Regions from separate parts of the Homo sapiens genome. Here all the other regions are linked to region 1. A link is a contact called in ENCODE Hi-C or POLR2A ChIA-PET data. All regions are on one chromosome and are shown on one strand. Each heading gives the region's core, a stretch centred on a gene start or an enhancer-like site at or near the end of the contact. The rest is flanking DNA. Distances are from core to core; before and after follow the strand shown.

Evidence for each region. A loop is a pair of places that touch in the nucleus more often than their neighbours do. ChIA-PET counts read pairs that join two places held with the same protein, here RNA polymerase II (POLR2A). Pooled maps may share reads with other maps.
Region 2: a pooled map shows a loop between it and region 1 (6-fold over the local background). The contact joins the promoter of HHAT here to the promoter of LINC00467 in region 1. A Hi-C loop is called at or near these places in 2 of 37 single-sample maps with no recorded cell type and 6 of 50 pooled maps.
Region 3: a loop to region 1 is called in a pooled map, with 7 times the contacts of the local background. The contact joins the promoter of RPS6KC1 here to the promoter of LINC00467 in region 1. A Hi-C loop is called at or near these places in 4 of 50 pooled maps.
Region 4: a pooled map shows a loop between it and region 1 (4-fold over the local background). The contact joins the enhancer-like site here to the promoter of LINC00467 in region 1. A Hi-C loop is called at or near these places in 3 of 50 pooled maps. POLR2A ChIA-PET finds 5 or more read pairs at or near these places in 2 of 52 experiments (MCF 10A and activated CD4-positive, alpha-beta T cell).
Region 5: a loop to region 1 is called in a pooled map, with 10 times the contacts of the local background. The contact joins the promoter of PACC1 here to the promoter of LINC00467 in region 1. A Hi-C loop is called at or near these places in 8 of 50 pooled maps.
Region 6: a pooled map shows a loop between it and region 1 (7-fold over the local background). The contact joins the promoter of C1orf74 here to the promoter of LINC00467 in region 1. A Hi-C loop is called at or near these places in 4 of 50 pooled maps.

The regions. Positions count from the first base shown.
Region 1 is chr1:211,381,488-211,385,864 of GRCh38, forward strand. It overlaps LINC00467 (long intergenic non-protein coding RNA 467), which reads left to right and starts at 1,268. Exons shown (of 6, transcript NR_026761.2): 1 at 1,268-1,438. LOC124904504 (a long non-coding RNA gene) reads right to left here and starts at 1,257. Exons shown (of 2, transcript XR_007066868.1): 1 at 1,106-1,257; 2 at 1-911. It overlaps LOC107985259 (a long non-coding RNA gene), which reads right to left and starts at 2,797. Exons shown (of 2, transcript XR_001738447.1): 1 at 1,784-2,797; 2 at 1,339-1,467. RefSeq lists an enhancer at 1,381-1,450.
Region 2 is chr1:210,327,287-210,331,258 of GRCh38, forward strand. HHAT (hedgehog acyltransferase) reads left to right here and starts at 1,616. Exons shown (of 12, transcript NM_018194.6): 1 at 1,616-1,818. RefSeq lists enhancers at 789-958, 1,833-2,192, 3,305-3,474 and a silencer at 1,423-1,672.
Region 3 is chr1:213,048,706-213,052,700 of GRCh38, forward strand. RPS6KC1 (ribosomal protein S6 kinase C1) reads left to right here and starts at 2,536. Exons shown (of 15, transcript NM_012424.6): 1 at 2,536-2,804. The coding sequence starts at 2,700. RefSeq lists a silencer at 2,665-2,764.
Region 4 is chr1:210,371,930-210,375,978 of GRCh38, forward strand. All of the region lies in intron 3 of HHAT (hedgehog acyltransferase), which reads left to right. It also overlaps the pseudogene RNU5A-8P. Among named protein-coding and RNA genes, the nearest start is that of HHAT, 45 kb to the left of the region's middle. RefSeq lists enhancers at 1,119-2,031, 2,032-2,943 and a silencer at 2,619-2,708. Within about 2 kb of position 2,587, at least 16 of the 41 ENCODE cell types and tissues checked have a DNase peak (open chromatin) inside an H3K27ac peak, as active enhancers do.
Region 5 is chr1:212,411,860-212,416,221 of GRCh38, forward strand. PACC1 (proton activated chloride channel 1) reads right to left here and starts at 3,027. Exons shown (of 8, transcript NM_018252.3): 1 at 2,863-3,027. The coding sequence starts at 2,898. RefSeq lists a silencer at 2,679-2,738.
Region 6 is chr1:209,782,664-209,786,791 of GRCh38, forward strand. C1orf74 (chromosome 1 open reading frame 74) reads right to left here and starts at 1,896. Exons shown (of 2, transcript NM_152485.4): 1 at 1,715-1,896; 2 at 1-1,046. The coding sequence starts at 971. The coding sequence ends at 162. IRF6 (interferon regulatory factor 6) reads right to left here. Exons shown (of 9, transcript NM_006147.4): 9 at 2,954-4,128. RefSeq lists enhancers at 1,601-2,218, 1,775-2,034, 2,219-2,834.

The DNA of each region.
Region 1 (4,377 bases), core at 18-2,517:
CTTTTCTAGAAAAAACTAATTTTCTCAAGAAGCAAAAGAAAAAATTCTAGGTATCAATAACGATGGACGCTATATAAAAAACAAAACTATCCATTAAGATGGCACCACACCCAGAAGGCTTTAAAGATGAGTTCTTCAAAACCTAAGAAATGTATCATTCACACATGCTATGTCTATTCCAGGTCATACAAAAATAAGTTAACCTGTCTGACTCCTAGCACAACCTGATACCAAAACTAGACAAGGACAGCAAAAGAAAACCATAAGCCAATCTAACTTAGGTGCATACATGAAAATCCAAAATTAACTACACAGCAAATTGCATCCAGCAATATATTGAAAAAATAAGATACCAGGATTCTAAGTTTGGCTCACCATTAGAAAATCTATTATTGTAGTTATTTTATTGTAGAGTAATGGAAAAAAGGCCATACAATCATCTCAAAGACTGATACTGAAAATACTTGGTAAAACTTAGTCATTTGCTGATTAAAAAAAAAACCGATATGGTAAACTACGAAAAGAACATAATTTGCCTATACACCCACACACACACACACCATAAACCTGCAGAAGATATCTTGAATGAAACCTAAGATGCAATCCAAAATAACTCCTGGTAAGAAATAAGTACCTCCGGCTACTATTCAGTGTTGCACTGGATTCTTGGGAAAAGCCAAAATTGTTCTTTACAGATAAATTCTTACCTACAAATCAAAGAGGACTGCCTGTCAAATTTTTAGAATACGAACGTTTAGTGAAGTGTCCAGATAGATCAACAATCAAAAGCCATTCTTATACAAGGATACTAATGGATTAATAGTCTATTAGTAAAAACAAACTACAATAACAAAAATAGCTATGAAAAAATGTTAAATGCGCACAACACCAAGCGAACTGCAACGCTTTACCTGAAAAACAAAGGGAGAACTGAATTAATTTAAAAAAATAGCCACATTGCTGGACGGGAATTCTCAATATTGTACTAGTATCCAATCTCGGCAAATCTACAAAAATATGGAATCCCAAACAAATCCCTGGAAATCTTTGCCATTTGGGCGCCAATCTACTAAAGAAATCGGCCCCAGGGTGTGAGGTTTCTCACATGTGCGTGAAAACGCTTCGAGAGGGGTGCAGCCGCGGACACAAAAACCGTGGCTTGAGTCCCCGCGCCCCTCCCCTCCCCTCCCCTCCCTCCCTCCAGTCCAGCAGCTCTTGCCTAAGGCTCCCGCGACCGGAAGAGTCGCTTCCGCTCCCGCCCCGCTCTGTGGCGTAGGCCGGACATTTCTAGTCGACTGTTGCGCGTGCGCGCGCTGTGACGTTCCCTACGCGGTCGGGCGTTGGGTTTCGCGGCGCTCGCCGCACTGGTTGTTCAGCACCTTCGGTCCGGTTGAGGTTGTCAAGTCGGACCAAACAGGTTGTTTCTCTGCAGTTTCCAGTAAGTGACCGTTCCAGCCGGGGCTGTGGCTAGAGTGTGAAGGCAAACCGGTAGAAGCCGCGCCGCCATTTTCTTCCCACCTCACTCTTTCCTCAATCTCCCTTCGGTCACTCCGAGGGGACTGTTGGTAGCCCCCCTCTGCCCGGTCCCCCGCTAATGAGGCCGCTCCCAAGCTCTGAGTTTCCCCAAAAGATGTGTCCTTTGTCATGAAAGCTCTCGTAGTATTTAAGTGCTAATACTCGACGGCCGCCGACTTCTCAGATGCACCCTGGAGGGTGTGCTCTTGGCCTGACACTTATTAGCCCTTCCGCTTCCTACAGTTGTGATGGGCCCTCAGATACTCACCAGGAAAATGTGATGCCCGCACCACCACTTCTTACTCCAACTTTCTTTGTAATTATGTCCTCTGTTTCAGAATCCTACTGCCGCGGAACAAAAATGTACCAAGGACCATTCCACTTAACGTCCCTCCCTTCCTTCTCAAACCCTTAAGAGTGCCTTAAGAGTAAGGTACTGACCTAAGTGCTTTACATGCATTTTATTTAATCTTCCCACGCAGTCCTTAAGTAGGCAGACATGAGAAAATTGAGGCACAGAAAAGTTTAATAATTTGCTCAAGGCAACATAGGTTGGATGTGGTAGGGCTGAAATTTGGATTTATTGTGTAGCTTACTCAATCTGGTGTTGTTATCATTCATTCCTTTCTCTTTCCCAAATACTGAGTATTCCTTTTTTTCTTAGTTGCTTCTACAGAGGAATTTTTTTCCTTAATGCTGTTTAGAGGGTTCTTCTTGAGAAATTTGGGTTCTGTCTGAAAACCCTTTTCTCAGAGCTCTCCTTACACAGACGCTTAAGTGTTGTTTTTCCAAATCTAAGCTCTAAACTTAATAATATTTTGCATATCCAAAATGTGCTCATGCTTCCTTAAAAAAGTACCCCTAAACCAGTACCCACCAACCAGCCCCCTTCCTCTACCTCAATATGACAATGGTTATCACTATTCTCAGCAAACATTTGGGCAGCTAGCTTATGTAAGACAATAAAGGTAATTGGGGTTTTGAAGAACTCTGAGGTTTAGTTCCGACCTGAAGGAGAAACATGAAAAGGCCTTCATAAAAAGGCCACATAAAATAGCAGATAAATCCCATCTCAGTTGCACAGAATACAAATTGTATAAGAGCAACTTTGGACAAATCAGGTAAAAGTGCTAGATGTGTTTACTCATCTGTAAAATGTTAAGGTTAGGCTAGGTCACTAAAATATTATAAATCTAATTTCAGAGAGAGGAGTGATAACTCTGTACTCACTATTGAGGGAGGTGGAGGCTGTAGTTTGTTTTTAGTGTTTTTTTTTGTTTTTTTGTTTGTTTGTTTTTGAGACAGGGTCTCACTCTGTCGCCCAGGCTGGAGTGCAGTGGCGTGATCAGAGCTCACTGCAGCCTCCACCTCAGCCTCCTGAGTATCTGGGACTACAGGTGTGCACCACCATGCCCGGCTAATTTTTGTATTTTTTGTAGAGACAGGGTCTCACTATGTTGCCCAGGCTGGTCTTGAACTCCTGGCTTCAAGCAGTCCTCCCACCTTGGCCTCCCAAAGTGCTGGGATTACAGGTATGAGCCACTGCACCCCACCTGTAGTGTGTTCTCGATACAGAGACAAGGTTGAAGGATTCAGAGTACAATTTTCTCATTTTGAATATCTGATAAAATCTGTAGACCCTCCATCAACAGAGGATTGGGTAAAGAAAATGTGGTGGTGTGTGTGTGTGTGTGTGTGTGTGTGTGTATGCCATGGAATACTATTTAGCCATTAAAAAGTCATGTTTTTTCAGCAACATGGATAGAACTGGAAGCCATTATCCTAACCGAAATAACTCAGAAAGCCAAATATCACATGTTCTCACTTAAAGCAGGAGCTGAGAAGTGATGGGTACACGTACATATAGACACTGCAGACTACAAAAGGTGGGAGGATGGGAGGGGGGTGAGGGTTGAAAAGTTACATACTGGGAACAATGCTCACAATTTTGGTAATGGGTACACTAAAAGCCCAGGCTTCACCACTGTGCAATATGTACATCTAAGAATTCTGCACTCGTACCCTCTAAATATATAAAAATTATGTTTTTCTGAGACAGTCTTGCTTTGTCACCCAGGCTGGTGCAATCTTGGCTCACTGCAACATCTGCCTCCTGGGTTCAAGTGATTCTCATGCTTCAGCCTCCCGAGTAGCTGGGACTATAGGTGTGCACCATCACACCTGACTAATTTTTGTAACTTTAGTAGATATGGGTTTTGCTACGTTGGCCTGGGTGGTCTCAAACTCCTGGCCTAAGCAATCAACCCACCCCGGCCTTCCCAAGTGCTAGGATTATAGGTGTGAGCCATGAGACCCAGCCTAAAAATAAATTTTTTAAAAAAGCTGTAGATCTTGCTCTGGAAATAAAATTCACATCCATACAACATTTTATGCTTAATTTTAGGAGATTTGTTGACTACTCCTTCTCAAATTTAAATGTTAAAAACCCTTGATTTAGGGAAAAAGTATTATTCAGAACACCAGAACTAAGCCAGATGTGGAAGGCCTTTATCTTGTGGGCAGTGTTGAACCATTTGAGGTCTAAAAAGATAAATCTGGTAGCAGTATGAAAAATGCATGACAGTGGGAAAAAGCAACGAGACTAGTTAAGTGGCAGGGGAATCATTTAGGTAGGAGACTGTGCCAAGCAGTATTGGGAATGAAGAGAAATCAGAAGAAGTATTGACAAGGACAAATCAAATATCTGACTGGATATGGAATTGAAAGAGGAAATCAATGATAACAAGGTTCGAGGATCAGTTATGCTGCAGGTCTACCTTGTCTTCAGTATTTTATTGAAGTCATTCCTATAACATCTGTGCTAGTGCTTGCTTCAGTAGCACATATACTAAAATTGGAATG
Region 2 (3,972 bases), core at 366-2,865, 1.1 Mb before region 1:
TCAGATATACCATTTTTTTTTTTTTTTTTTGGTAGAGATGGAGTTTCATCATGTTGGCCAGGCTGGTCTCGAACTCCTGGATTCAAGTTATCTACTCACCTCGACCTCCCAAAGTGCTGGGATTACAAGCTTCCTGTAAGTACTTAAAAAAAATAAGTATATCCCAAATATTGCATGGGTCATAGTGATACTAAAAAGTTACATATTGTTCACCTGAAATTATTTACTTATTTTTTTGAGACAGAGTCCGGCTCAGTCACCCAGGTTGGAGTGCAGTGGTGCGATCTGAGCTCACTGCAACCTCTGCCGCCCGGGTTCAAGCGATTCTCGTGCCTCAGCCTCCCAAGTGGCTGGGATTACAGGTGCAGGCCACCACACCCGGCTAATTTTTGTATTTTTAGTAGAGACGGGGTCTCACCATGTTGGCCAGGCTGGTCTCAAACTCCTGGCCTCAAGTGATCCTCCTGCTACCGCTCCTAAAGTGCTGAGATTACAGGCGTGGGCCACCGCGCCCAGCCTGAAATTCAATTTTAATTGAGTATGCTGTATTTTTATTTGCTAAATCTGGCACTCCTATTTGGGGCTAGTTTACTAACACCTGCTTACTGAACACCATCCAGTACCAGGTTTTGGGGTGAGTGGGTTGGGGGGAAGCAGAAAGAAAAGATAGCTCCAGCTCTTGGAGAGTTCATACTCTGGTTTCCTGGAGAATTCTAAAATCATTAAAATAATCCTCTCGACCATTACAATGACTGCTAGATGAAATTTCTGAGAGCACAGCTTCCGAGTTTCCCTGCTGCCTAGGGCAGAGTTATCCACCTTCACCTTATCATAGAACCACCTGAGACGCCCCTGCCATGGACAGTCTGATGCTTTTGGTTTGGGGAGGGATCCAGAAGCCCGAGGTTTTAATGAGAGCCACGTGATTCTGCTGAGATAAGTCTGGAGAACTCTGGCAAGCCTGTCTCTTGGCTCAGGCTTGGAGGCCTCCGAGCAGCAACATCGTCCCAATTATACCCCGTTGGAGCATCTTCAGATCTTCCACTCTTTTCACAACGCAATCAAAATCTTCGTACCCATTTTGCAGTAGTGATCTCTGTAAGTTGCTTTACAATTCATAAAGTTTATTCTATTTGATCTTCACTCTAATTTACAAAGAAAAGCAGGGAAGTCTATTTCTGTTTTACAGAGGTGTACAGGGAGGCTCACAGGGGCTAAGTTCACACAGTAAGCCCTCGAAGCTGCCAGGGCTGCAAAGCCCACCCTCTTTCCACCGCACCGAACTACCTCCTTTCGCCTACAAAACGTAGGTGGGGACCACTGGTGTTGGAATGACGGCCCACCTCGAGTTTCAGGTGACTTCCACTCTGCAATTAACTTGCAGGCAGCCCCAGACCTGCAATGAACACACGGGTGGGGGAGAGATATGCACGCCAGGGTCAGTGGGAACCAACAGCCGAGGGGTGAGCGGGGCTAGGGGCCCCGGGCCGCCGGCGGGGCAAACGCGGTTCAGAAACGCAGGCCGCGCTCTGGCCCGCCCCCTGCAGCAGCACGGCCTGCTCGCCATCGCCCGGAGAGCGCCGCGGGTTCCCGAGTCCGGGCGCGGAGGGCGCGCGGGCACGGCGGCAGGGGCGTGCTCGGAGGACGCGCGCTGCGCTGCTCCTCCAAAGGGCAGCTCCGGGGGAAAGAGGGTGGCGTCCCGGGGAAGCCCGCAGCCGCCGCCGATGTCGCTGGGACTCGGAAGTGCCGAAAGAGGGGTGTTGGGAACTCGCGGCGCGCGTGAACGTTGCCGTCGCCGCCGCCCGGGACAGCCCGGAGGTTGGTAACTGGTGACCATAGGGGGTCCTGGGGAGGTTAGATGCTGAATTTTCTGCGTCAGTTTACTCTGTTAAAAAAAAAATGCACAAAACGCTTTCCGTTTCCTACCCAAGTTCCCGTGTGCGCGCCCGAGGGCGGGACAGAGGAAGTTCCCGGTCGGGCGAAGAAGACAAAAGCGGCGGGGGCCGCGCGCGCAGTGCGCCCGGGCAAAGGCGGGGATCTAGGCGCCGGGACAAGTCCGCGCACGGCCCTGCCCACGTCCTCTCTCCTTGGCTTCGTCCCCAGCTTCCGGAACTGCTGCGGGGAGTTGCGAACTCTGGTCCTCTTGGCAGTATCGGCGGTGCGCCTGCCTGCCTGCTGTGACTCCAGGGACTCTAAAGTTAGAGACTTCCTTTGCGTTCTATCTTCAGGACTCAGTTTTCTTCCTCTGTTCTGAGTCTAACCTTCAGGTGGCAGGTCTTTATGCGGAAAAACCCTCCCGCTAATCCTCACCAGAGGTACTTTACGGGTAGCATTGGTGTTAAGAAATGTGCTGCTACCTGTGTACATTGCTCTTGGATCAGGGTTGTAGGGCTAGGGCATTTGGCATCCTCAGAGGTTTGCATTACGTGGGAGTGAGACATTGCTTCTCTTTCTGTTTTTGTTGTTGTTTGTGTTTTTGAGGCGGAGTTTCGCTCTGGTCGCCCAGGCTGGAGTGCAATGGCACAATCTCAGCTCACTGCAACCTCAGCATCCCGGTTTCAAGCGATTCTCCAGCCTTGCCTCCTGAGTAGCTGGGATTACAGGCATGCGCCACCACGCCCACCTAATTTTGTATTTTTAGTAGAGACGAGGGTCTCACCGTGTTGGCCAGGCTGGTCTCGAATTCCTGACCTCGGGTGATCTGCCCACCTCGACCTCCCAAAGTGCTGGGATTACAGGCGTGAGCCACCGTGCCTGGCATCTCATTCATTCTCAGAGCTAAGGACCTATTTCAATGTGATTAAGTGCTATGGGAATGCAAGGAGAGGAGAGGGAAGGCTTCATTGAAGAGGCGGTAGTTCATTGAAGGAGACTTTGAGGAATGATTTTTTTCCCCTTCCATTCCTCATGTTCCATTTTCCCTGTGATTTTTCTCCCTCCTTTCTCGTTGCCAGTCAGTCCCTAATTGTGATTGTTTGATAAGGACAGCTCTGACCTGAGAGATTCAATTAATGTTAATTTAAGGAGACTGTGTGCTTATTAGGTGCTTTAGATACATTATTTCTAAACCTTACAGTAACTGGGAAAGATAAGTGTTGTTATCTCTTTTCACAGTAGGATAGAGAAAGCCTTGGAGGGGAGCCAAAGCCACAAACTAGTACATGTCAGGGCCGGGTTTTGGACTCCTCTTTTGGATCAACGCCTGTGCTTTATCTACTGTTTACTTTGCCCCCTCCTTGGAAGTAGGTTAGATGGATGAACTTAGGGTGAAAGTCAATTCTTTGGAGGGAGCAGCCGTTTTTGTGGGTGGCCAGATGTTGGTGGGAGCTCTGTAGGTAGCATCAGGAACTTGCGAGCATGGGCCTTACCTGCACCCCCTGCTTCCAGCTTAGGACCTGGCCCAGGGGGAATGTTCCCTAAAGCAGTGGTCCCCAACCTTTTTGGCACCAAGGACCGGTTTCATGGACAATAAGTTTTTCATGGACTGGGGGAAGGGGGATGGTGTTGGGATAATTCAAGCACGTTACATTTATTTTATTTATTTGTTTTGAGACAAGAGTCTCGCTGGGTCACCCAGGCTGGAGTGCAGTGGCACGATACTGGCTCACTGCAACCTCCACCTCTGGGGATCAAGCAATTCTCGTGCCTCAGCCTCCGGAGTAGCTTACAGGCATGCGACACCACATCTGGCTAATTTTTGTATTTTTAGTAGAGACAGGATTTCACCATGTCAACCAGGCTGGTCTCAAATTCCTGAGCTCGAACTCCTGAGCTCAAGCCATCCTCTCCTTGGCCTCCCAAAGTGCTGGGATTACAGGTGTGAATCACCATGCCCCACCTGCATTACATTTATTGTGGACTTTATTTCTATTATTATTACATTGTAATATGAATACAACTCACCATAGAGTAGAATCAGTGGGACCCCTGAGCTTGTTTTTCTGCAACTAGGCAGTCCCATCTGGGGGGGTG
Region 3 (3,995 bases), core at 1,286-3,785, 1.7 Mb after region 1:
AATTTTAACTATAATTGTGGATTTGTCTATTTCTTCTTTTAGTTCTAATCGTTTTTGCTTTTTACATTTTTAGTTTTGTTATTAGGTATATACACATTTAGAATTGCTCTGTCTTCTTTATGAATTGAATTCTTTAAGTTTTGTCCTTCTTTATTCCTGATCATATTTCTTTGTCTTAAGTATTTCTAGTAGTGTTTTCGTGGCACATGTTTTTCCACTTTTTAAATTTTTAATCAATAATATCTGGTAAATCAAAGAAACTCAGAGAACATGGAGAGGAAGTTGCTAAGGATGATATCAAATAGCTAACTAATGTAATTAAATGGAGAGTAAAACCAGTCATGGAGATAGAAATAGGTATATGAGGGGAAAAAATGTTGAGATTTTGATTTGTTCTGTTTCCAGTGTTAGATATATAATAAAGATGTAGGTAAAGTGAGTCAAGTCCTGGAAGAGAGATATGCTGGGAGATAGACATTTGCAAGTCAATGGGAATAAAGAACAAAGGATCAAAGGCAAAATCTTGAGAAACAAGAATACTAAAAGTTCTTGGAAGGAATAGAAACCAGCAAAGGAGACTGAAAAAAGAGCAAGTCATCTGAGTATAAAAGAGAAAAGAGAAATAATGCTGACTCATATGCTAAGAATATACAAAAGTTTTAAAAAGGTAGAAATGGTCAGAGACTTTCAAAATCCAGAAATATTGGGCAAATTGAGGTCACTGGAAACTGTTTTCAGAGCAGTTTCAGAGTAGCAATATAGAGGTGAAACCAGATTGAATTGGACATGGGAATAAATGGGTGATGATGCAATGTTGATGTAGATTACTTTAAAATCAACTTAAACAACTTTGACGGTGAGTGGAAGGAGAAAGAAAGGAAGAAAAGAAGGCAAAATGAATAATGCCCTTTACTCCCTTCTCTCCTGGCTAACTCCCATCTCTCTTCCAAGACTCAGTCTTCTATCAGAAAGCCTTAGGCGATCTTCCATCCTGAATTGATGTGCTCTTTAGTACTCCATATATACATTCACCATGGTACTTATCACAGTATATTTTGTGTCTTTATTTTTCCTACTAGATGGTACTTGAGAACAGGGACTATCTACCTTTTTTTTTTTTTTTTTTTTTTTGAGAGAAGTCTTGCTCTTGTCCCCCAGGCTGAAGTGCAATGGTGCGATCTTGGCTCACCGAAACCTCCACCTCCCGGGTTCAAACGACTCTTTTGCCTCAGCCTCCCAAGTAGCTGGGATTGCAGGCGCCTGCCACCACGCCTGGCTAATTTTTTGTATTTTTAGTAGAGACGGGGTTTCACCATGTTGGCCAGGCTGGTCTCGAACTCCTGACCTGAGGTAATCCGCCCGCCTCGGCCTCCCAAAGTGTTGGGATTACAGGCGTGAGCCACCGCGCCCGGTCGGAGAACAGGGACTATCTTTGTAACTCCAATGCCAAATTGGCATCATGTCTGGCACATAGTAGGTGGTGAATTCAGGTTTAATGAATGACTAATAGACTTAGATATATGTAGGTTGAAAAGAAGGAGCCAGTGGTGAGAAAGAGATTAAACATACAGAAAGGAGATTTGGAATGTCATTGAAACAGTGTCTTAAGGTTTGCCAAAGAGGATGGGATTCAGATCACATGTGGAGTCATTAGCTGTAAAAATGAGCAAGTGATATGTGTACGTTTCAGACTGGCATGGAAATGTGAGAAGACAAAGGAATTGGTACTAAGGGCCATAGCTGCTTCTTCCTCTTCTTTTTTCCCTGTAAAGAAGAGTGGTGGTGCGGAGAGTAGGGAGGCAAAAGGAAGAGGAACAGAGTCTTTAGGATAATGGCAAAGACTTGGCATGAATATTTTGTGGAATGAAAAGGAACCTTGATCACAAAAAGATAAAGGAACTGCCAAGCGTTGATAACAACCTCAGCTGAAATTGGAAACTGTAGTGAGTGACTCGGAGAGGTCGAGTGACATATTTCTTTCTTCTAGCCAGAGGCGGACTCCAGATTTTCGAACCTGTGGGGATTTTTAAAAGATTGATATTGGCTTGGGAGCTTTTTTGGGTTGGGGGCTTGCTGTGCAGATGTGTTACAGAAAGGCGCTCAATGGAAGGAAATTCGTCTTAGAAAGAAGTAAGGGATATGTCTCAGAGAATGAGATGTTGCTGTGGGTATTTAAAATGATAGGCTGTGAATAGGTAAGGAAAGAAGGTGCTAGGCTATGGTATCTCTCCATCCCTTCAACACTCCACTTAAGTTTGTACCACGGCGGGGCGGAGGCAGGGAGGACCACGCTCTCCCGGTGTGGCGTGGCTATACCAACTCTCATAAAATCTCATAAAAGGTGACGGAGCTAGCGTACAAGAGGTCGTCTTTAGTGGAGAGGCCTGAGGTCTCCGCAGTGACGGGGGTGGCAGCGCGACCCCTTAGTCTTCAACTACAGGCCAGTCCCAGGTGCCCCAAAGGGGCTAGAATCTAAGGAGGAGTCTCCCCTCCCCCTAGAAGCGGGAGATAGCCTGGCCCGGAAGCTTCTCTGCTGACCCGGAAGCAGAGCTGTGCAGCTGAGGCGCCGCCGTGGAGCCGCCTTGGAGCCACCGCCCCCTCGCCGCTTCGCCGCTGCGTTGGGGAACCTGGACCGCGGCGGCGCCGGGTTTCCCTCATGATCCCGGGCGGGTGGCGGCGGCGGCAGAGGCGGCGGGAGGATGACCTCTTACCGGGAGCGGAGTGCCGACCTGGCCCGTTTCTACACTGTCACCGAGCCCCAGCGACACCCGAGGGGCTACACAGTATATAAGGTCACCGCCCGGGTGAGTGCCGGTGTCGGGCTGGGGTAGAGCTTGGATTGGGACCTGAGGATCTGGGGTGGGGACCCTGATGTGAGGGTACCTGACTCTGGCTCAGAGCCGAGGGTGGGACTGGGTGCTGCTCCTACTGGCGGGACTTGGGTGTCGGAGGTTGGGATTTTTAGAGTAGTGGCTGAGTGTGATATGCCCAGGGCTTCACTGTAGTAGGTCGTGGTAGAGTCCTCTTTCTGGGGGTGGGGCAGTCAGTGGTTGATGGTTTTAAATTGATGACTCAGTTCCCATCCCGTTTGGACTTTCTCTTCTGAGTTCGCAATTTGCAGAAGTGGTTTTGCTTGCTCCAGGAAGATAATGCAGATTAAAAAGTGTTAATTTATGTATTGTTTGGCTTATGTAATATAAGTTGTTTTTTCTCTTGACCTTTATCAGGTTTGCTGTGAGAAAGACAGATTCTTGGGACAGATGTCAGTGTTAGGCCACCAACCTAGGAACTGTGGATCCGGGCTTTGTCAAACCTTTGAGTTTTTCATGTTTTTCAGTAGGAGACGTGAAAAAAATCTGCTGAGGGTGGCTTGTGTGAGCTACCATGAGGGCACATTTTAAAGTTGGGAGGCTCCTTTACATCAACTAACTGGTCCAATTTTTAGTACCCACTTTATGTTTCATTGCTTTTGCCTTGAGTTTTAAAGAGAGTCTGCATCTTCTAGGAAAGTAAGAATAAATCAAAATTAAATAAGTATATATGTATGTGACGTATGTGTGCATGAATATATGTGTATAGTAGGCATTTTATGCACATCACCCAATTTAATTCTCATTTTAATGAGGAAGAAATAGATTAAAGCAAGTTTAGTAACTTGCCCAACTTTACATTGCAAGGCAGTAGCAGATCTGTCTGGGATCTGAAACCAGTTTTGCCTAACTCCAAGTTATATAAAATGTTAATAATTAACTTTATCAATTTTTAAAGAAGAGAGGTACAGATTAAGTAACAGTAGTTCAATATACATTTGGAGGATGTAAAGCAGGCCTTCAGAATAATTTTTTTTTTTTTGAGACGGAGTTTCGCTCTTGTTGCCCAGGCTGGAGTGCAATGGCATGATCTCTGCTCACCGCAACCTCTGCCTCCTGAGTTCAAGCGATTCTCCTACCTCAGCCTCCCGAGTAGCTGGGATTACAGGCATGTGCTACCATGCC
Region 4 (4,049 bases), core at 1,337-3,836, 1.0 Mb before region 1:
AAATTTCTCAGTCACAAACCAGTCAGCTTACAAGTCAGTGCTTACTGCCTGCTTTCTGATCTGGGTTGTGATAATGCTGTGGGTTAAGGAATTAAGAGGCATTATTTCTCTACTCAACAAGTTTATACTCTATTTGAGAATTCCAGGAGGACACCCCTAGCTTTAATATGGCTGATGTGTGAAGTATTTAACAAGGGCCAGAGCTGTACACAGCCAGGACAATTGGCCCTGCTCGTGGGTCCTGCCTGAAAGCTGGCCCTGGCATGCCATTTAACAAAGTGTTTTCCATATGTATGATTGTCCCTAGTCGGTGTAGCCAAAAATTGCTGGGAGAGTTTCTAGCCTTGGAATGATCAGAGAAGACTCTCTGGAATAGGTGGATTGGAGCTGAGTCTTGAATAGAAGTACTATGTTTTGAACTGACCCAAGCCTATTTTGTTGTTTAACAAAAATAAAGTTCTTTGGTTTTACTCTTGGTAACTTCTGTCACTTGGAGATGGACAGGAGTTAAATGTCTTCTCTCCCACAACCTTGCCACCAAGTGGTATGTTAAACAGTGAAGGTGTCTAACTGAATTCTCCTACAAGTACAAACATTCATTAGGTAGGGAAGTACAAAACCATCATTGAACTTGTTCCTGAAAGCTTGTGAAGCCTCTATTGTCTGTCTTTAGGTACTCCAACAAGCATCTTGCACGGAAGTTCCTTCTGAGGCTGGTGCAATTCTATTCTGCTGGCTGAAGCAGTTACCCTTCTAGTCTGATTAGAGGATAGAGCCTTATTAAAGCAAAGGACACAGACCAAGAGAGTGTTAGACTTTCAGTGCTTTGGGTGCTGGGCTCAAGGGAGGTGTTTTTTTTTTTTTTTGTGATCCTTCTGGCTCAGCCTCCCAAAGTGTTGGGATTACAGGCGTGAGCCACTGTACCTGGCCTCAAGGGATTCTTACATACATGCTTCATTATTACAAGGGTATCAGAGCCTGAGAAAAATTTTAATCCATCACATATTGAGCACCATGCTTTTCATTACTAAAATATTTATTTCTAACATTCCTTATGCTAGTAAACTTTCAGGTGCAGCTTTAGGTACCATGTTGGAATTATTTGAATTGTAGTCATGTCTGGGAGTAGATTTCTGATTAGAATCCTTCAAATGCTAACTCACTCTTTGTGGACTCCTCATTTGGATACTTTCAATGTTAAGAACTGTCCTTAGAGGTGGATTAAAGTTAATTTACACACAAACATGGAAGTGCTGTAACATGATTCAGACTTATATAAGTGCCATAACAAGACTCAGAGAGAAAGGGGGACGGGATTATTCCAGCCTAGGGCAGGTTGAATAGTGGCGGGATCTGAAATTTGGGGGGAGGTATGGGGAAGTGGGAAGGAGGGAAAACATTTCCTTCTCTCAGTACATTTCCTAAAAGTGGTGCCTGTCAGCATTCTTAAAAAGGTTATTACCTTTTAAAATCATGACATGACAGTTGATAAGCCTTTGTTAAAAAGAAATTAAGCAGCAGCAGCAAGGTAAGAGCGAGATCACAGGGGCACGTGGGAGAAGATGTAAAGTGGGGTGTCTTTGTGTGGGGAACTGACTGATGCTACTTTCAGGGATGACAATAGCTGCCGAAAAGTTCGAGATGGATGAAGGTTTGTTATTCCATCATGATTTTGCTCCCAGGTTTAATGAAAGCAAAGCTCAGGTCAAATTCTATCTGGCATGTGTACGTTTATTAAACACTTACTAGGCAAGCAGTGGAAACCAGTTTACACCAAGCTGATCAGTGGAATTGATGGAGTCCTTTAAGGAGCTTGCATCACCACCTTGCATTGAATTTGTTACTAGGTAGATAGATAATAGAATGTTATCTAGAGAAGGATGGATTTGGGGCTTTTTTGCAGACAGGCAACCAGAAATTCTCCCAACTATGTGGCTGAGTTTAGGATCTTAAAGGCCATCACTTAAGGGGGAGTCTCCAAATTGTCTAAGCCAGTCTGTGTCTCCAATGTTAATGTTGCTAATTAGCAAGTCAGATGTCACCAGGGAAAGTTACACAGACTTTTATCATGCAAGTATTCAGACCTTTGACATGGAAAACAAGAGTTAACTGTCTTTGCAAGTTCTGTTACACAATGTTTAAACAAACAGTGACAATGAATCACTTAAGCCTAAAGTTGCACCATAATGTTTTCCTCTTTAAGTCTTTTTTTATAAAACATGATCTGCCTCCCCAGGGCAAGGCTTACAAAAAATTAGCTTATAACTGATTTGTTTCTCTCCACGGAAATCTTTAGTAAAAGGCGAAAGATTTATTCGATCTGAAGAGAAACCAGTGTAATGCTACAAATTAGTTCAACTCATTGTTGCAGTAACCGCAACTCCTAGTACGCCGATGGTGCCTACAGTTCGCACAAAAAGAATTACTGCCTACAGTTTGCACAAAAAGAATTCTTTAATCTTCCCATAGTTAGAAATGTTGAGTCAAAAGAAATATTCTTTTAAGCTTTAAATAATTTACTATGTGCAGGGTACTATGGGTATGCAAATGAGATGTTGAGTCATCACCTTGAGATTCCACACCTTGTTATTCACCGGGTGCCTTTGGTGCTACCACTAGGGGGCGAAGTAGAGGCCATGCTAGCTGAGTTCTAAATCCCATCCTGGGTTAACCATGGAAACTCGTTTTAGCCCTTTTTGTATAATGGGACTTGGAGTACGATTTGTTATCTTTAGCATCATCTTATTTTGAAACAATTACACATTTACAGGAAGTTGCAGCAGTAGTACAGAGAGGCCTTGTGTACCTCTACCGAGCTTCCCCAGTGGGGAATCTTTTTTTTTTTTTTTTTAATCCCTTACTTTTAATTTTAGATTCCAGGGGTACATGTGCAAGTTTATTACCTGGGTATATTGTGTGACGCTGAGGTTGAGGGTATGAATGATCTTGTCACCCAGGTACTGAGCACAGTACCCAGTAGTTAGTTTTTCAGGCCTTACCAGTCCTCCCTGCCACCCCCCAGCAGTTCCTGGTGTCTGTTGTTGCTAACAGGAGAACCTGATGGTTAGCTCCCCAGTGGGGAATCTTCCATAGTGAACTCAAACCCAGGAACTTGACATTAGTACAACCCACAGACTTTAATCAGATTTCACCTGTTTTGCAAGCACTTACTTGTGTATATGTATATAGTTATATGTGGTTTTATCACATGTGTAGATTCATGTAAACACCAACATGACAAAGATACAGAACCTTGAAGAGCTACTCTGTGCTGCCTCTTTGATGGCCATACTCACCCTCCTCCTCTTCATCTCTAATCCCTGAAAAACCACAATGCTTTTAAATATATATGTATGTGTGTATGTGTATATACACACACACATTTAGGATTCTTATATCTTATTGGTGAGAAGATATTTTTATCATTCTGCAATGACCCTTTTTGACCCTGGTGATTTTCTTTCTCTGAAGTCTACTTTATCTGCCATTGGTAGAGCCACTCCCACTTTCTTTTGATTCATGTATGTATGCCATATCCTTTTTCATCTTTTAACTTTCCACCTCCCCATTTCATTATATTTAAAGTGAATTCCTGTGGACAGTCCAGAGTTGGGTCTTTTTTCTAGCAATCCATTCTGCCAAGCTCTGTCTTTTAATTGCTGTATTTAATTTGATTGGGGTTTATTCAGCTTCTTGAATTTGTAGGTTTATGCTTTTTGCCAAATTTGGAGATCTTTTTTTTTTGCCATTATTTCTTTGAACGTATTTTTAACCTCATATTTTTTCTTCTTTCCTTCTGGAAAATTTAATGACACCAATGTCAGATCTTTTGTTCTTATATCAAGGGTCTCTGAGGCTGTATTTTTTCAGTCAGTTTTCTCTCTCTTGTTCAGATTGGGTGATTTTTATTGACCTATCCTTAGGTTCAATAATTAAAAAAAAAAAAAAATCTCACTCTGTCATCCAGGCTGGAGTGCAGTGGCACAATCTTGGCTCACTGCAATCTCTGCCTCCCGGGTTCAAATGATTCTTCTAACCCTCCCAAGAAG
Region 5 (4,362 bases), core at 1,777-4,276, 1.0 Mb after region 1:
GCCTGACACGGTGGCTCATGCCTGTAATTCCAGCACTTTGGGAGGCCGAGGTGGGCGGATCGCCTGAGGTCAGGAGTTCGAGACCTGCCTGGTCAACATGGTGAAACCCCATCTCTACTAAAAATACAAAAATTAGCCGGGCATAATAGCGCACACCTGTAGTCCCAGCTACTTGGGAGGTTGAAGCAGGAGAATCTCTTGAACCCGGGAGGCGGAGGTTGTAGTGAGCCGAGATCGCACCATTGCACTCCAGTCTGAGTGACAAGAGTGAAACTCAGTCTCAAAAAAAAAAAAGAAAGAAAAGAAAAGCAACCAGTGGGAAAGGGCAGGGAGGCTGGTGAAGGCACCAAGAGATATAAGCCACTAGCAGGAGCACAGATAAAGAGGTCTCACTGGCCAAAGGGAGAGGAGGATGTTAGTCCTGGGAAATCTCAAAGTTCCCTGATTCAAGCCTCACTCAGGTTCACCCTGACCCAGGTGCTAACACCCTCCCACCAGGTTCCCTTCCTGACTACCCACAGCCATAATGAGCCTGCCTCCTTGCCTGCCCCTGGCCAAATTCTCAGTATATCCCACCCTCCCCAAGGAAAAATCCCCCCTCAGCAAATAAACCTACTCAGAGCTAGGTACACTCACAGAATGGTTCAGGAAGAAAGACGCCGGCCATTTTCTGGGTGGCCCCATTCTCTGAGGAAGTGAGAGACAGGGACTCCAGAACAGGCCTCTGAAGAAGGCAAGGGGAGGGCACCCTTCCAGTGCCTCCCACTTTGGAGATGCCTCCAAAGAGAAACTGAGTCTACCCTGGGCCTTGGCCCTCCAAGCGGGGTAAGTGCCTATATTTTAATAAACATTTTATAAGCCCTGCTAGGCTGGCTATGTGTGGATGGTGAGGCACATGTTCCTGCTAAGCCAGGACCCCAAAGCATCCTGGACGCAGGAGCTGCCCACACCGTTAACAAGAGCTATCATTCACTGTGGGGTCACCATTTGCCAGACACTGAGCCAAGCGCTTTCCACACCAACTTATCTAATCCCCAAACAACCCTGGGAGGTAGGGACTTTTATTATCTTCATCTTTCAGACAAAGAAACTGAGGCTCAGAAAGTTATGTGACTCAATAAAAGTCACACAAACAGCAAGAGGCACAGCCAGGCACGAACGTGGGCTTTCTGACTTTTATCCACTGTGCTCCACACCCTATAAACCTAAAAACTTTCAGACACATCTCATTCCCCAGGATTCCCCCACTGTTTAGGGTACAGAATCTAGGGGTCATGGAATCCACAGCACTGGTTAAAATCCCTCAGACTCCTTTCAGACAAAGGAAACAGATGGAATAAAGGGGATGGGAGGAGAAATATAGAAATCTGTCCAAGGCCAGATTCCAGCCAAGATCCTACACTAAAAAATGGCAAGCCTTAGGCAAATCTCATCTGCCTTCAAGTTGGCTTCTCCCTCCACTGTAGGGCTAAGCCACCTGCTTTATATAGTCCACAAAGCCCTTCTGTGAATCAGTCTTTTACAAAGGGAGATATGTACAGCAGTAACTATTGACTAAGACAGAAGGCAGCAAGTTCATTATGAGAAGGACAGACAGAAATGCAGACGGGTCTGGAAAGCGGACCCCTATGGAACACATGGAACTTGAGGTAGCCCTTGACTTCTGGGGGCATTTTACCCAATGGAGCTTGGCGGAGCGTTGATGAAGGAATGGAGTGAGCACACGCACAGAGGCAGGAGCACATTTTAAAACTGAGTTTCCACTGTGCCAGACCCTAGGTGGGTTAGGAGGTGGCAAAGGTAATGGGAGACATGGCTGCTGTGCTGTTCAGAGCTTTGGGAGCCTGCTGAGAAGTCTGGACTGTTCTGGGCAGACGAAGGGCAGCGTCAGGTCTGAGAAAAAAGGAATGCTCCGAGGTGAAGGCAGGGCCTCAAGGCAAATCTGGAGAGTATAAGAGACTAAAGGGAGCGATGGTAACACAGTATCGCACTCAGAGGTTACAGCAAACACAGGGACACAAACTGGAGGAGGACCGACCTGGAACTGCCTGACTTTGGCCAATGAGGCGGCACGATGGAGGGGCACAGAAGAGGACGGTTGCCAAAGATGACCAAGGTTTGGGGGCCGAGAAGTGGAGGCGGAGGAGGAGAGCAGTTTCACTAATACAGCTGGAGAAGTGAGGAGGCAGGGCTTGCTTGAAGGAAGCGCTGGACGCACAGCCTGCAGCGCAGGACAGAGAAGAGACAAAGAACTGGAAAGTGATAAAGTCGTGGGAGGAGGTGAGACTGGAGGGAGAGACGAAGAGGAGCGAGAACTAGCAGAGTCCATGAAGGCACTTTTTCAAAGTTAGGTGGTCACCAAAAAACAGGTAATCAATCCTGTCACCAGCCGCGGGGACAGCGAGGCCTTGGGCTTGGAGGGGGAGGATGCCGACGATGCCGACCGCGCATCAGATCTCGCCGGGAGGAGGGCGCGGGCGCTCCACTTGTTGCAAAGAACGCCGGGTTCCTCTGGGCCATTGGGCTGCCGCTCCGGCGGGGAGCGCGGAAGGCTGGGCCTCAGGTAGCTTCAATCATTCACCTGCTGGTTACGGGTCGCGGCGCCGGGGACCCTACTCCGGACCTCGGCCATGCAACCCGCAGCATACGGAGAACGCTGGGCGCCCGCTCCGCTGCCCCGCTTCCTTCCTGCCCCTGGGCCGCTCCTCTGCACCCCGGGAGCCCTCCCCTGACGCACCCGTCGGTCCCTCGGAAGAGCCCTCTGCCGCGCAGCCCCGACACCCCCCGCCCCGCATCCGCCCAGGCCCCCGGGACCCTGCTCCTCCGCCTCAAACTTCCCTTCCGTCTCTCACAACCTCGTACCTCCTGGTAGGATGTGGAGCGCTCCTGCCGGATCATGGCACTGACCAGAGCTTCGGCACACCTGAGACCGCCCCAGCCCGCGGCGCACGGACGCAGCACTGCGGCCGCTGCACCTGGACCTACCGGCTCCGCGAGGCGAAACCGGTCCGGAGGGGCGTCCCAGAGACCAGGCGTGGCGATACTCGGCGCATGCGCCTGGCCGCTGCCGCCCAGGAGTCGCGAAAGTGTTGATGGGAAATGTAGTTCTGGGCGGGGGCGCCCCTCACACCAGCTCTCACCCCTGTGGCGGAGGCCTGCATGTGACCCTGGGCCAGCTAAGCTGGTCCTTAGACGCGTGCCTCTGCGTCTCTCACTTCCTCTCTTTGTTGGAGGGGGAGGGACGGAGAAGAGGAGTGGAAAGTGGAACAAAGTCAGATGAGTAGGAGCCCCTAATCTATAATTGCAAGAGGAAGCTTGGCCTGGCGGTTTAAAACGGTAATAAATGTCTGGAGAGCACTTTGTATGTTAGTTACAAAGCGCTCTCACTCACATTATGCCGTTGATTCTGCAAGGAACCCTGTAAGAAGGACATTTTTCTCCCTAATTTACAAATGAGGAAACTGAGGTACTTTGTTTCAGAAAGGATGCGGGTGGAGCGGTAATCAAATGAAGATTATTTCATCCAGGGGTAGACTGCGGAGCCCATGTTCTCTCCATTATTCCAGGGGCAGGAGTACCCCTAGGTTCTTGTCCTGGCTCTGACCCTCCCCTTTAGGTCTTGCAATGCTCTGAGCCCTCCTCTCCTCGCCTTAGAATGCAACTGCTAAACCCTGCCCTGCCTGACAAGGCCTATGAAAGCAGAAAGGAAGGATCGTGCAGAGAAAGCCTAAAGCCGCTGTTCAGCCACAGAAGAAGCCTCAAGCGCTAGATGTGGCGTCAAATCTGGTGTTGGCCCTGTGGCAGGGTGGACCTGAAGACCACATCTTCCTCTCCTCCCACTGCCTGAAACAGCTGTTGTGTGAGGGCCCTCGGCTCCTCAGTGGTGAAGCAGATAGAGGCTGCTTGTTGTGCCTTGGTGAATGCTGCTCTGTGTCCCTTGCAGCTGCAGCTTGGTAACCCCTCCACTCAGGCCACTGGGAGCCTCTTCTCTCCTCAGTGATAAGCAGAATAGTGCCAGCCACATCAAAGAACCCTGGACCTCCTGGAGCATTAGCAATGGGAGGTCCCCATCACCTCTCCTGACCACTCACCCCTATCCTAGGCCCTCTGCTCTTAAATCTGTTATATGGGACAATATATATAGTGCCTAACACATTGTAGGCACTCGACAAATGTTTGTTAAATTTATGAATGGAACACTGATTCCAGCCATTTCATTTAACAGTTGCTTACCAAAACAAATTAACAATAGCAGACCACTAATTAAATTCCTTACTGTGTTAATACAATGGTACTTGATAGAACAAGTTCACACCATCATAGAATATTAGAGCTGGAAGGAACCAGAGAATTCTATTCCAA
Region 6 (4,128 bases), core at 646-3,145, 1.6 Mb before region 1:
ACCTATTTACATGCCCTTTGCATTTGTGGCCAACTGATCTACAGCATTGTGCCTTAGTGTATTCAAGACACTTGGAATTGGCAGTTGAGATGATTATTTGCCATCCCCAACCTAGAGATGATCATTTACTGAGTACCTTCTATATGGGAGGAGAGTTAAAGTCAGAGGGCCACAGCCGGCAGTGTGACTATCTCAGAGGAGATGCTGAGATCAGCAAAGTCATTCTGAGTCCTAAATCGGGTTCTGAGGTCCTTCTCCCAGGTGTTTAGAATGTCCCTCAGGCCTGGGAACAAACTCTCTGGGACACTAAAAGAATAGAGCAGGATTGGGGGTTGACCTAGCAACCATGAGATCCGGGCAGTGAATACTCGTAGTGGAGTCAGAGCTAAGCAGTTGTCATCTCCCTGGTTCAGGTGAAAGGTATAGGGAACAGGATAGCCCAGGAGGATCCCAAATACAGTACACAGATTCCAGTCTGAGGAATGGAGCCTGCTGTAGGAGACTGCTAGAGATAAGTCCCTCTGCAGCCCCTGCAAATGTGTGATGATCTCAGCCACGAGGGCCTTCAAGTCCTGAAGCTGGTCCAGGGAGCAGACAGAAGGGTGACGCTGGCAGCTGGAAACATCCACAAAGGCTATGGTACCAAGCAGCACCTGCTCCAAGTGCTGACATACATGCTCAGGACTGACAATCAGGCTGTTTTCTCCAATCTCAAGGATGTGAAGTCCAAAAGTCAGGAAGCCAAGCCCCTTCAGCTCCTCCAGATAGCTCTGGAGCTCTGATGCCCCTGCACAGTTGCAATCATAGAGCACAGCTGGCTTCAGTCCCCGGGCCACAGCCAGCACCTCTCCAGCTAAGTGAAGGCAGATGGCTTGGGGTGGACTCCGTCTCTTTCCCATGCCAAGGGTCTGCTGAGCAGCTGCCACCAGCAGCTGAGGGCTCGGTGATGACATGAGATCTAGAAGCAACATCAAGAATGGCCTCCTTAGCTAGCCCGAGTTCCCTTCCCTGGGTGGCATCTTTCAGCCAGACACTTGAGGAGGGGCCTAGAAACAAAGCAGGAGCAGGGAATTATTAACAGCCTTCCTGTTAAATCGCGGTATCTTCCAAAGGTTATTCTGTCCCTCCCTGCTTTGAAATGGCGACCCAGCCCAGACAAGATAGTTTCACCGATGCTGCTTGATTTTTCTGGTTGACTTGGTCTCCCTCAATCATAAATTCGTGTGTTTTTCTAGCCTTATAGCTAGATTTATATTCCCTCTGGCTTTTATTCTAAATTTCACCTGTTGCAAATTACGTTCTCTGGTTCAAACCGTAGGGAATTTGGGGCAGAGGCGGAGGCGGGGCAGTGTTTGGCAAAATTCACAGCATTTCGCCCAAAAGCCCTTCTGGGACAGAGCTCCAAGTTCCAAATGTATCCTTTCCACTGACAACTCCCCTACTCTTCCCGCCAGAGAATAGTTATAAGAATAGTAATTTGATTAATATACACCAGAATGTGGACTAACAACCATCTCACCCTGACACATAAAAATGAATGAATGAAATCCACTAGAACTGCAGAAGGGTAGTATTTTAACTTCTGCTGGCCCCGCCTTCCCTTTCTGTCCGACATCAAGGACCCTCGGAAGATGAGATTTCTCCGATCCACACACCCCACACCAGAGCATGTTATAGTGATTTGCTAAATGAGGCATAAGTCTGTCTCACATACGTTCTTTTTCCACGTCCGCTACAGGTTCGGGGGCTCAGAAACTTTTTGCGGCTTCCTGCCTGCTGCCAGAAAGGCAGCTAGTCCCCCACGCCCAGCCGCAAGTAACACTGGAAAACCCGCCTGCGCTGGGAAGACCCTCGCAGCCCGCTCTGCTCCAGTCCCGCAGGCACCTTCTTGCGCATGCGCACCCACTCGAGTGCCGCCCTCTTTCCCCCCATTCCGTGACGTCATCCAGCCGCTCGCGCGCCTCGCGTTAGAATCACTAGCTAGGCAGCCTTACTGCGCGCCGGAAGTTTGGGCCACCGTGCGGCCCGCCCTTTCCGGCCAGACTGAACGCGGCCCCATCTGTCGGCTTAGGAACTGGGAAGGGCGGAAGTAAACGAGAAAAGGCGGAACCTGGTGAAACTGGTTTCCCGCTGCTGCCCTCATTTTGCTTCGCCGAACGTCCTCCCTGTGTTATGACGTCTGGTGTCCCACTTGACTGGGAATCCAGAAACAGGGCACACAGCAGTTAATAAACACCTTTGATTTGTGTCTGTGGAAATACGTTTTGTCCAGACGAAACATACCTCAAGACAACATATTTTGCAGAATAGCCTCACCTGTGGGTGGTGCTGAAACGTTTTAATTTTTTTTAACTTGACTTCCCTAAATCCTACATTTGAGAGGCCTACAACAGCTCTCTAGGGAGGGTGTGAAGGTGTGAGTATTCACTTTGAACAAATATGTGCCAGTCATGCTGCTAGGCCCTGGAGGTACTGCAGTGAGCAAAACAGACAAAACCCCCACTTTCATGGGGCTTAAGTTCATGTCTACTGAATCCAGTTTGCTGATTTCAAATAAGAAATGAGAAGTGATGACACAGAGGCTTTCCAGTCAGGTCATTACAAAGAAAAAGTGTTATTTCACGTAAGAGTTAACACCTTTTTAACTACCAGCGATTTGACCCATGCCACGAAGGGAAAGGATTTCTTGAGAAAACCCCAATATCTAAGGAAATGGCCCCAATTTATTTATACTTGGAGCAGGACAGAGATTAAGGGAACAGTGGACACCTACACTGGAGTTGTCACTCCTGGATCTATCTTGGTGGTGCCTTCAGTCCATGAAAAGTGAATTGTACAGTAAAGATGGGGTCAGCATGGGAGGAGGACCAGCTTATAGGAGTTACCAGCCTAAGGCTGTCTGGTTCTTAGCTCAGAGGGAATCAGAAGCTGAGAGTAGAAAGTAGTCTTCTAATTTTAGAACGTTTTCCTTCCCCGCATTTATTTAATTTTCCCATGGTGGTTAACAGTAAATCCCTAAAAGACTGATTTAGTTCATTCATTTATTCCAGCAACAAATATTTGAGAACACACTGTGTCCCAGACACTGTTCTAAGGACTGGCAGCGAAGTCCAAGACAAACAGTCCCTACCTTCAGCAAGTTTGCAGTCAAGCAGGATGCGGATGCTGAGCATTACAAGGGAAATGATTATTCTGAGAGAGGAAGTATGGGGTGCTATGGGAACATACAACCAGGGACCTAATTTTATGGGAAAGGGACCAGCCCAGATCCAACACTTGCTCTCCCAGTTTACCTCCAGTAGGTTCTTTTTAACTTGAACTAATCTTGTTTGGTGGGGTACACAGTGAGGAAAAAGAAGAGCTAGTGACAAAATCTAACTCCCTTCTCAGTCTTAAGCAAGGTGAAGGCAAGGGAGTAGAAGATATCAAGGGAGTGAGTGGTGGTAGCCACCAAAGGAGATAGCAGACTGAGGCCCTAAAAAAAGAAAGGAAATCTAAATCTATCCAGCAGGACCAGAGAAAGAGTGCTGAGGGTGATTAGATGGAATCCCTGCATGTACTCTCCCGGCATTCTGAAAAGAAGCCAAAACAAGGAAGAAACCGGGGTATCTAGTTAAGACCTCACAAATCACTCATCCATTCCTCTGACATGTTCATAAACTTTTTATAGTGGTTACGAACCAAAAGCTTGGCATTTCTTGGCACTTTTCCAATACCCTTTACCAGCTCACATTATCTGGGCTCCCACCCAGGCTACAGATAGCCTGGCTGTTAGCACTTCACAGAAGGGATATAGACTGGCCCAGATTCAAGAGCTGCCCTTCTAATTTACCTACAGTGGGTTTTTAACTTTGAGTTCCCACGTAGAGATGGGGCAGCCAAATATCAAGCCCAAATCCCTCACTTCACCTACTCAACAAAATGACCCCCAAAATGTAAAGTTTCTGTGCCTTTAATGCTTCCCGGTCCCTAAAAGCCCAACTTTTCCTCGAAGCTGGGCACCTGACCTTTAGCCAGGTTTCTTAATCTTTTCATGCTTTTCATAATAGCAAATTCCACTAGGTCTCTTAGAAACTCTAAAACCAAGGCTTAAGCACTTTAAATAAATAAGTCCTCATGTCACCACTG